Regions from separate parts of the Homo sapiens genome. Here region 2 is linked to region 1. Evidence: chromatin loops called from intact Hi-C (ENCODE). Cell type or tissue: gastrocnemius medialis. All regions are shown on one strand. Each heading gives the region's core, and the rest is flanking DNA. Links, peaks and the distances in the headings are about the cores only.

Region 1 (5,373 bases), core at 227-5,226:
CCCTCGAAGACAATTGAAACCTGCGACCCCGTGCACCTTGAACACAGGACACGGTAAGGTAAAGTCTCCACCCTGGGGCTTATGTGACAACATCCCAGCCTTTGCTGGTTTCCAGCTTTAGGAACCTTCAAGGATTCCTTTGGTCATCCTCAGAGGCCTCGGCAGAGCCTAAATCCTCTTCCTAATCCCTGCTGCTGGATGCCCTACTCAACTATACCCTCTGCTCCATGTCACTGTTGAAAGAAGAGGTGAAAAAAAAAGGAAGCCAAATTCAAATGGACTCTCACTGCCTCCTTTGACAGATCTGACATTTGTTTAAACAGGGCTAGGATGGGAGGGTCCTGTGCAGAAATGCAGCTTCTGGTGCACATATTCTACTTCTCCCATTCATCTGCTCCTTAGGGCACTCGTGACCCTGGTGCCTTTTCTCAGTCGGTTTAGTGAAATCATGTAAGATACTGGCCTATCACGTGCTGTGGTTTCTGAAGCAAGTCCACATTTTGCAAGACCGGAAGCATCTACAGTTTTTAAAATGCGAAGCGTTTACAAAATTATAAGTACAGATTAGTTGTGAGAACTTGAAAGGGGTCCATACAAGTGAAGGGTCCCAAAGCGTGTTTCATTAGCTTCTTGGTAAATCTGCTGCTGAGCATAAGGATGTGCATGAACGCCCCTTCTCCTTGAGTTTCGGCTTTCTGACAAAGTCCAAGCAAACTGACCCAAATCCAAAGTGTGTTCTAGGGAACCACTCACACCGTAAATGAGTCAGGAGGAACCGCCCTCTGAGTATGTTTCTTCTTTATTTTGCTTCCTCCCTTCCACCTAAATGCTGCAGATATTTATTGAGTCTGAGCCGGGGACTGCAGGAAGCTATCGGGTCTGTGTTGCCTGGTTTGCAAATGAGTGCAGCCCTGCTAATGAGCTCCTGGCCGGAGCAGGCAGCCTACTCCTGAGTCACTCCCCCTGGCAGGCACTGGACCAGCCTGCATCCCATGCCCACTGAATGCACGCACCAAATTACAAAAGAAAAGTAACAGCAGCAGTCATCTGCCCTTTCCTTTATATGAGAGCTAAAACTCCTGACTGAGGGGCCCTGGAACTTCTCGACCCTTAGCCACACCACAGCATACTGGGGTAATTCAGGGAAAAGAGCATGGGCTTAGGCCCAAAGATTTACGTGCTCAGCGTTGGTACTAACTGTGTGATGTGAGCAAGTCAGGAGGTCGTTCTGGGCCTGGATTCCTTCACCTGTGAAATGGAGCTGCAGAACTGAGCATCTCTGAGATTTGCTGTAGCCTGTGAATTCACGAGATTCCCATCTTGGGACTGGCCCTATTTATCTGAGCCATCACATTCCTTATACAGTTGCCAAGGCCTGTGCCTCACCAGAGCCAGCCTCCCTGGCTCCCACTGCCCGATCACCCTTCTTGCCCCAAACAAGACCCCTAGCTGATCAAGTTGCAGACAACTTTGTAACGAAATGGAAAAACAGGTGTTAGTGCACCAATTTTTGAAAGGGCATATTGAGACATGCCAGAGAGGCAAGGATTAAAGAATAGGAAAGGAAGAAAAAAACCAAGAACACAACTTTTTTGAGGAACTTGTCTTAGTATAGCCATGATGGCAATGTACAAAAAAATAGGAACACAAACGATTCAACACACAAAGAGGTCAGTGCCATGGCTGAGAGGAGGTATCCCCAGACCTGCTCGAGGGGGGCTTACATCTACCCAGCCAGAGGGGCAGGCTCCTGAGAGGCCAGGCCAGCAAGGAAAGATGCCCAGGGCCCATACCCAGCTCCTCTCTTCTTTCCAAAAATACACCACGCTCAGGTTGTTCCCAAAGCTCCAGGACAAGTCTCCAATTGCCTCCAGATTCATACCTGTACTTAACCTCTGCCTCTTAAATCACAAAGGGAAGAAGGTAAGTTCCTGTTCATTTTTGCTCTAAGACTCTGAAGTTCATCTCCCCCAGCCTTAGTCCCTTTGTATCTCTTGGTCTCCTTTCCCCTCTTCCCCTCTATACCTGAATGGCTCCTTCTGCTTTATGACCCCAGTAGGATTGCGACCTTCCTTTCCCACAGCCAGGGACATGTAAAACTATCCCTGTCCCCCCCTCTCCTCTTCCATATTCTTCAATGCTTTTGGCTCTGTTCTCAGGCTCACTCCAGCTCTCCCTCTCTTCACCCCACCCACCCGTCTTAATGCAATTCCTTGCAGAGGATGCTTCTCGAGGTGTTTAATAAACAGCATAGGTCATGACCTTGTCCTGAGGCCCCTTGTGACTGAGGTTTGTACAAATCTGATTTCATGGGCTGGTATTAAGTTGAGCCATACAAAATTGCCCTTATTCAACCATGTTGACGTCCAAAAAGAATGACAGTTTCGTAAGCCTCAATCTAATAAAAGAGCCTGGTATTCAAATATTAAAAACATATTATCTGACTTCCCACCTGCTCTCTTCCTAAATAGTACATATAAATTCAGAGTTGGGGGTGGGGGAAGAGAGCAGTGTGTTTTGTTTTCTGTAAAATGCAGTGTTTTTCAATTGCGGGCAATTTTGCCCCACCAGGGGATGTTTGGCAATGTCTGGAGATATTTTTGGTTGTAGCAGTGGAATGGAAGTGCTACCAGCATACAGGGGATAGAGGCCAGGAATGCTGCTAAACATCCTACAACGCACAGGACAGCCCCCACCGCCACCACCATGAATTCTGTATCCCAAATGTCAATAGCACCGCTGAGGTTGAGAAATCCTGGTGTCCAGCGCTACTGGGGACACAGAGCCTTAGCTGTACATTGAGTACCGCTACTTTGAAAACAGAGCTCCAGAACACATCAGGGAGGGCAGTGTGTTAGCCTCTGTCCTGAGGCAGGTCAGCACACCAGCTTCCCGCCCCCCAGGCCCACCTCTGGTCTAGAAACCTCCCCCCACACACCCCAGACCAGCCAATTCTCAAAAGGTTCTTCCTCCAGTTCTGCTCAGGAGCCTGACGTGATGGGCATTTTCTCAGTATCCCAAACCCCTGCCCAAATCCCTGAGTTAAGAACTGGGCTCCATTCCTGAAGCTCCCTGCAAGGGAAGGAAGGACACTCAACCGGTTCTTGCCACCCGACAGCATGCAAAGCTCTCCACAGGCAGTGATAGTCAGGCTCTAAAGACCAAAGCCCGCCCCTCCCAACCAGAAGAGAAAGCTCCCTCTGGCCAGCTGTGGTGGGCTCACGTTGCTTCCTGGAAGGGATTGAATGTCACTGCCCGTGATGGAACAGGGAGTTTCAGAGGCTCTGCAGCACAGTATCACTTACCCACCCCAGCTGCTGCCACTGCTCCCCACTAGGCAAAGAGCTCATCCAAAGAGCATGAGCAAACACAGTTCATGTTCGCTGAACACGAGCTATATTTGCCCTTAATATGCAACTGCCTTAGCTCTTTCCAGCTCTTTCTGTTGGCAGAAAGTCTGTATAAGGCTGAGGCACACTCACATTATTTGTGAACTTGAACCCAAAACACAGCCACAAAAATCACCCACTCAAAGCAATGGAAGGAATGTTGGGAATCATCTAAACAAGCCCAAATTGGAATTTCCAAAAATAACAGCATCAGAATATTTTGCTTCAAAAGATTCCTAATGAAAGAGACTCCTTGAACTCCTTGGAAAACCCTCCTTGGCATCACACAATCCTCAGAGGCAAAGACGTCTCCCTGCTGTCCCACCCTCTCCTGATCCAGCTGCAACTCAACACTTAGCAATAAAACAAGGGGGCGAAGGGGTGTGTTTCTGAAAATAAAACAGGAGACATATGATCCTGTTCCAATACTTAGTCTGTTCTCTGCTTTTCGGAACTTAAAACCTGCCTGCCGTCCACCAAATGACACAGAGTGCTGGCAGATGGAGAAGAGAGAGAAGGCTAAATGTATTTTAATAGGACCATTAGGATTATGTCAAAAGGTGAGAAAAAAGCACTTGCCAGCCAAGAAAATAAGCACTGGTCTCAAAGAAATATAGTGTGTTCCATCTCTCCCCCATTCACTCCCTCTTTGCTTTCTTATGAGAATCTAATTCAATAGGAGAGTCACTAGTCATGTGTAGCAGGCAAATGCATATTTTCTTAAGTCAAGCAATGTGGGCAGAAATATATGAAGGCAGAAAAAGAGTAGCACACTGGTATTGGGTAAGCCAAATGGGATCGGTCCAACTCTCAGACTAAAGCAGATTACAGAGTTATGACCTTACTCTTGACAAACAAACCAGTCATCCATATCTTCAACGCTAGTGTTAATAAAGAATCTCTTCTCTATGCTTCATAATACTGCCTATTAAGCCTTGGAAGTACACATAAAAGTTCAGAGCAGAACAGAGATTTTCATCTGAACCAGAAAATGTTCGATTTCTGGTTACTTTCTCAGACCTAACTCAACACCATTGAAGGGTAGACAGGACTTCAGTTCACTCCTGATTTTAGCAGATACCAGTGATTTAGTTCTCTATCCCAGGTAAGAAGCAGTTCCCCTGATCTTTGGCTTCTATTTGGTCTTCCTGGTGATAACAGTGAAAATAACCTACATTAGAATGGCTTTTTACCGTTCACCAGGCAATTTAACACACATCTCATGAGCTCCTCAAGGTAAGAAGAAAACCTGATATTTAAGTACGCTTACTATTCCCATTTCACAGATAAGGAAATTTCCCAAGAAATCGATGGGGAGAACCTATCTGTCATTGGTTGGGCTGGCAGAAGTCATCTTAGCAATTCTTGTGAAGAAACAGAGCCCCTTTAAGGGAGGCAGAGCTGCAACTAAAACGTAGCCATCTGGCCGGGCGTGGTGGCTCATGCCTATAATCCCAGCACTTTGGGAGGCTGAGGTTAGTGGATCACCTGAGGTCAGGAGTTCCAGACCAGCCTGACCAACATGGTGAAACCCCGTCTCTACTAAAAATACAAAAATTATCCAGGCATGGTGGTGGGCGCCTGTAATCCAGCTAGTCGGGAGGCTGAGACAGGAGAATCACTTGAACCCGGAGGCGGAGGCTGCAGTGAGCCAAGATCACGCCACTGCACTCCAGCCTGGGCGATAGAGCAAGAATTGGTCTCGAAAATAAATAAATAAAATAAAAATAAAACATAGGCATCTGCCTCTGCCCAACAACATTCTTCAGTTCCATAAATCTTACATTGCCTGGGTAGTGATTTGCTCTAAAATACTTCATTATTAACAATGTGATATTTGTGTGTGTGTGTGTGTGTGTGTGTGTGAATTATAATCTGTGCCCTAGAGATAGTTAGCATTTGATCTTTACCAATCACAGATACCCCAAAGGTGCTACAAGAGTGCATTAAAAAAAAACCCAATGAAGAGGCCGGGCACAGTGGC
Region 2 (5,373 bases), core at 87-5,086, 110 kb after region 1:
CCACCCTAATCTTATTATGCGAATGAACTTTCCACACGACCGGCACCATCTTGTTTGCTCCTTACTGTACACAAGGCTGGCAGAGACAGAAGGGAAGCTGGGGCCATCATTTTGAACATGATTGGTACACCTGCCGGCATCTATGTCTGCAGCTCGATTTTATAGGTTGCTGTTTGTTAGAAAATGATTTGGGGGCTGCTTTTCATTAAAAAGGGAAACCTTACCGAGGACTCCTGTACCTTCACTAACTGCCTAAGTAATTTCTTCTTAACTCCTATATCACTTTCAAGTTGAATGCCGTGGCTCAGGCCTATAATCCCAGCACTTTGGGAGGCCCACGTGGGCAGATTGCTTGAGCTCAGGAGTTCAAGACCAGCTTAGGCAAACATAGCAAAACATTGTCTCTACTATTTTTTTTTTTAAGATGGAGTCTTACTCTGTCACCTAGGCTGGAGTGCAGTGGCGTGACCTTGGCTCACTGCAACCTCTGCCTCCTAGGTTCAAGCGATTCTCCTGCCTCAGCCTTCTGAGTAGCTGGAGTTACAGGTGCCCACCACCACGTCTGGCTAATTTTTGTATTGTTAGTAGAGACAGGGTTTCACCTTGTTGGCCAGGCTGGTCTCGAACTCCTGACCTCAAGTGATCCGCCTGCCTCAGTCCCACAAAATGTTGGGATTATAGGCGTGAGCCACCGTGCCTGACCATCTCTACTTTTGTAAGAAAAGAAGGAAACAAAGTGCTTTTAACTAAAAAGATTGACTATTTCAAATATCTACCAGAGCTAAAATATAGAAACAGACATAGGTTTAGAAATATTGAAGTTGAGGATGATAAGCACAGAATGACTAATGCATGTGCTGCTCTTCTCCTTGTAGGGGGTGGTTGGGGACAGTTTTTATTTGCTTTGTTCCCCTACCTCTCCACCCCCGTCCCCATTACTCTATATGGACCCTTTTAACTTCTCAAAACCAAAGTTCATTCATTCTAGGCTATAAGTGCTCTAAGAACAGAGAGCATTTCTTTCTTTCTTCTTTTTTCTTTTTTTCTTTTCCCTTTTTTTTTTTTTAATACTAGGAAGAGCCAACATCGAAGCATCAGAAAGCAAGGTTGCTATGAATGCTTGGCAGCCATAAGCCAGTAAAGAGGGCATTTCTGTTTAATTCCGTGTAGAGTCAGGCACATATGAGCAGCTCAATAAACACCTGCTGGAAGAATGAATGGTTCCATTCCTTATAAACATGGAATTGGAAAGAGTAAGTTAGGAGAAGGGCCTCAGCAAGTGGAGGCCAGGCTGAGATGGGCCCTTCTCTCATTCTTCCTAGTCCCCTACCTTCCTGACAGCCAAGGATCTAAACTCTGTAGACCTGCCATCGTGGCCTCAGGAGAGGGGACATGAAGCCCCAAGTCAAGTCTCTGAGTATCACATGCTTGGAGAATGTTGACCCATGGATTGAGAGAAAGTACAACCCAGCTACCCTTCGGTTCCCATGGCCACACACCCAAGAATTGCCAGGGTCCAGGTCAAGGGAGAAGGTAATTATGCCAGAGGTCACAAGTGACAACCAACAAGTATTTACTGAGTGCCTGCTCTTTGGTCAGTCAATAAATATTTATTAATTACATATTTTGCATCAAATACAGTACCTGGCACTGCAGATGCAAAAGATGAATAAGATGCTCTTGCTCTCTAGGGATGAATATGTGGGTGCCAAGGGGAGATGCAGAGCCCACTGCACTACTGCATCAGGCTTCTGCTTAGCCCTGACAAGCTCATGTCATGACTGGCAGTTCCTCAGTGTCTGTAAGTAAAGGCCTATCCTGTGTGTGTTCCCTTGAGCAAAACAAAAAGTTTTCCATTTAAACTCTATTTTGCCAGCCATGATGGATCACACCTGTAATCCCAACACTTTGGGAAGCCAAGTTGGGTGGATCGTTTGAACTTAGGAGTTTGAGACCAGCCTGGGCAACACAGCAAGAACCCATGTCTATAAAAAAATGTAAAACTAAAATTTAGCCAGGTGTAGTGATGCATGCCTGTGGTCCCAGCCACATAGGAGGCTGAAGTGAGAGAATCTCTTGAGCCCAGCAGGTCGAGGCTGCAGTGAGCCATGATCATGCCACTGCACTCCAGCCTGGGCAACAGAGTGAGACACTGTCTCCAAAAATTAAAAATAAAAATAAAATTAAAATCATCCTTTAAAAGGTGGTAGAGGCCAGGCACGGTGGCTCACGCCTGTAATCCCAACACTTTGGGAGGCCAAGGCAGGCGGATCACCTGAGGTCGGGAGTTCGAGACCACCCTGACCAACATGGAGAAACTCCGTCTCTACTAAAAATACAAAATTAGTCGGGCGTGGTGGCATGTGCCTGTAATCACAGCTATTCAGGAGGCTGAGGCAGGAGAATCACTTGAACCCGGGAGGAGGCGGTTGCGGTGAGCTGAGATAGCGCTATTGCACTCCAGCCTGGGCAACAAGAGTGAAACTCCGTCTCAAATAAATAAATAAATAAATAAATGGTGGTAGAATTGCTGGAACCCAGGAGTCGGAGGCTGCAGTGAGCCAAGATCGCGCCACTACACTCTGGCCTGGGGAACAGAGTGAGACTCCATTTCAAATAAATACATAAAATAAACTCTATTTTTTCCTTTTTCCTTTTTTTTTTTTTAAATGACTGTCCATCAGTTTGACTGGCCCAAGAGGTATAGGCGTGGACTGCAGCGCAATGAGCCAGAGGAATGCCTGGACTGGATATTCAACTCAGAGTGACATTTTCACAACTCTGGTCATGAGGCTTGAAGTGACAAACTGCAAGATCAGGATGACTGCTCCCAGATAAGAGTCTGCCCCTGGTGAGCAGCCATCAGGCAGCTGACAGGGAGCACAGAACAGGGATTATGTACTCGAGTGACAGCCTGGCGTGGTGACCTGGCTTCCTGCCAGGGCCAACCTCCCTGTTGGCTAAATGACCCAGGGCATTCTCCCCCACAGCAGCGGAATCTTCCAGAGCCTCCTTAACCAGCCTGTTTGCTCCTACCACCACCTTGTGCGTGAGATTATGCTGGGCGTGACACAGTGATGACACCGTTGCTTGCTCTATAGCTAAACGGGCCAAAGTCAAAATCACAGAAGTCACTTGGATAAGGCAGAAACACACAGACACTGCCACGGAGCCAGCAGACTCTCCCAGCAACCCCAGTTCAGGGAGGTGAGCCTTCCTGAAGCAAAGAGTTGCAGCACGGTGCAGTAAATACCACGTTCAACCAAGTGAAGCTGCCAGTATCAGATCATTTTTGCCTACAAAAACAAAACTTTCATATGGTCCAGCAGTCACTGACTCTTACATTATGTAGCATATCCTATGTGCCAGGCAAAATTCTTTTTTTTTTTTTTTAAGAGACAGGGTCTCACTGCATTGCCCAAGCTGGAGTGCAGTGGCACGATCATAGCTCGGTGCAGCCTTCACCTCCTGGACTCAAACAATCCTCCTGCCTCAGCCTCTGGAGTAGCTGGGACTACAGGTGCATGCTACCATGCCTGGCTCAGGCAAGGTTCTAATCTCTCCACACACAAACTCACCTCATTTATATAACAACCCCATGAGGAGGGTACGTGATTATCCCTGTTTTACAGACAGGGCTGAGGAAGTGGCTGCCAGTCAGTGGCGACAATTCAAACACAGGCACCCTGGCCCCAGAATCCACACTCTCCACCCCTACCCTGACCTGCCTCTGCCAGAAGTGTGCAGAGTTTGGGAAAATCACAGAGTAAGGGCCAAGATGCTCAAAAAGGCTTCCAGAAGGAAGTCAGGCCTGAGGAAGCTGTACCCTCTGATCCCTGACACAGTGACCGAAGGCCTTCATCTCATTTGAGTATGCTCAAGTTTGACTCAAGTTACCCAGTGGCTCCTCGCCTACAGAAAGGGAGCTGTCCCCAAGGGTTCAAGTCCCTCCACACAAATTCACTTCAGGTTCACATTATCTTTATTTTTATTTATTTATTTTGAGACAGGGTCTCATTCTGCCACCCAGGCTGGAGAGCAGTTGAGTAATCCCGGCTCACTGCAGCCTTGACCTCCCAGGCTCAAGCCTCCCACCTCAGCCTCCCGAGTAGCTGGGATTGCTGGTGCGTTCCACCGCTCTCAGCTAATTTTTGTATTTTTTGTAGAGATGGGGGTCTCACTATGTTGCCAAGGCTGGTCTTGAACTTCTGGGCTCAAGCGATCCTCCTATCTTAGCCTCCCAAAGTGCTAGGATTACAGGGGTGGCCCACGTTCACTTTATAAACATCTGTTGCATAAACAGATCTGAGTGAGGAGAAAAAGAATGAATGAGCAAAAACAGAGTGCAAATGTGTTCATTAACATAGAAAAAGAAAAGTGCCGGAATGACTGGAATCCCCAGGTATGTGGAGTTGGGGGGCGCTGAGCTTTCCAATTACATTACCTGGTGCGTATTTCGCAAAAACCCCATGGGGGAAATATTGTCATTGAATTTTACAAATGAGGAAGCCTATTGGGAGAGGTGACTGAAGCTAACTGCCCCCAAATTCTGTACTTGGCAGGGTCAAGATTCTGACCACCCTGTTTTCACACCTGCTTCTGCCTTCCAAGCTGGTGGGTACTTTCTGCTCCCAGCAGGAAAATTAACTTGGGAAATCCTATTAAGATGATCCCACTGCTGGCAGAGTACAGGCCCAGTTTACAAGGAGCCAGAAGGTCTCTGGGAATAGCTTCTGGCTGTGAGCGCCTGATTCTCCATCCTCCACCATGCAGCCATCCAGCTGCCAACCAGAAGACAACATGTAACTGGACAGTCAGGGTATGCCTGCCCTGGTCTCTGCTGGAGAAACTGGAGACTCACTCTCTCACTCCGGCACCTTTTCCAATATTCCTTATCAGCCACCAAAAGCTACTGCCATTACAACATTACCTCATGATGGGCATATTACAATTTCCTAGATTACATCTTATCTGACATTAGCTACATTTTAGGGTTGTTGCTTCCTGGCACTTTAATTTTAAAAGTAAGCTATCTCCAAATCACTGAAGAGGATGAGTTACAGCTACTTCCATCCATTCTCTGAGCCTCATTTACAGAAACTAACCTTTTCTTCCACAGGCCTGGATTTCAGGGTGCACTCCTGTGCTGGTTCTATAGCCTTCTAGCCATTAACTGTAATAAGGAATGATAATGTTCTTTATCTCAATTATTTTGTTTTCTATTTTTGGTGGTTGGCATGAGAGGAAGTACAGGCAGAATCTGATTGTGTAAAATTGTCATCTTGATAGCAGTGCCCTTTTGCAAGACATGGGTCACCAAGCTCCTAAAGAATTTTTTTTTCTTTTCTTTTTGAGACAGGGTCTCGCTCTGTC

The links. A loop is a pair of places that touch in the nucleus more often than their neighbours do. Peaks named below come from ENCODE experiments on the same cell type or tissue, not always from the same donor. Only the 100,000 strongest peaks of a DNase experiment are listed, where the experiment ranks them.
Region 2: a loop joins it to region 1, with 9 times the contacts of the local background. A loop is called at or near these places in 2 of 110 quality-filtered maps.

What each region holds. Positions count from the first base shown.
Region 1 is chr6:14,921,640-14,927,012 of GRCh38, forward strand. All of the region lies in intron 2 of LOC105374945 (a long non-coding RNA gene), which reads right to left. Among named protein-coding and RNA genes, the nearest start is that of JARID2-DT, 320 kb to the right of the region's middle. In gastrocnemius medialis, for the core only: no CTCF peak of the experiment used is centred there; DNase peaks (open chromatin) are centred at 426, 952, 2,782 and 3,262; H3K4me3 peaks cover 652 bases; H3K27ac peaks cover 5,000 bases.
Region 2 is chr6:15,034,022-15,039,394 of GRCh38, forward strand. No RefSeq gene overlaps it. Among named protein-coding and RNA genes, the nearest start is that of JARID2-DT, 210 kb to the right of the region's middle. In gastrocnemius medialis, for the core only: no CTCF peak of the experiment used is centred there; DNase peaks (open chromatin) are centred at 2,890 and 4,768; H3K4me3 peaks cover 821 bases; H3K27ac peaks cover 3,683 bases.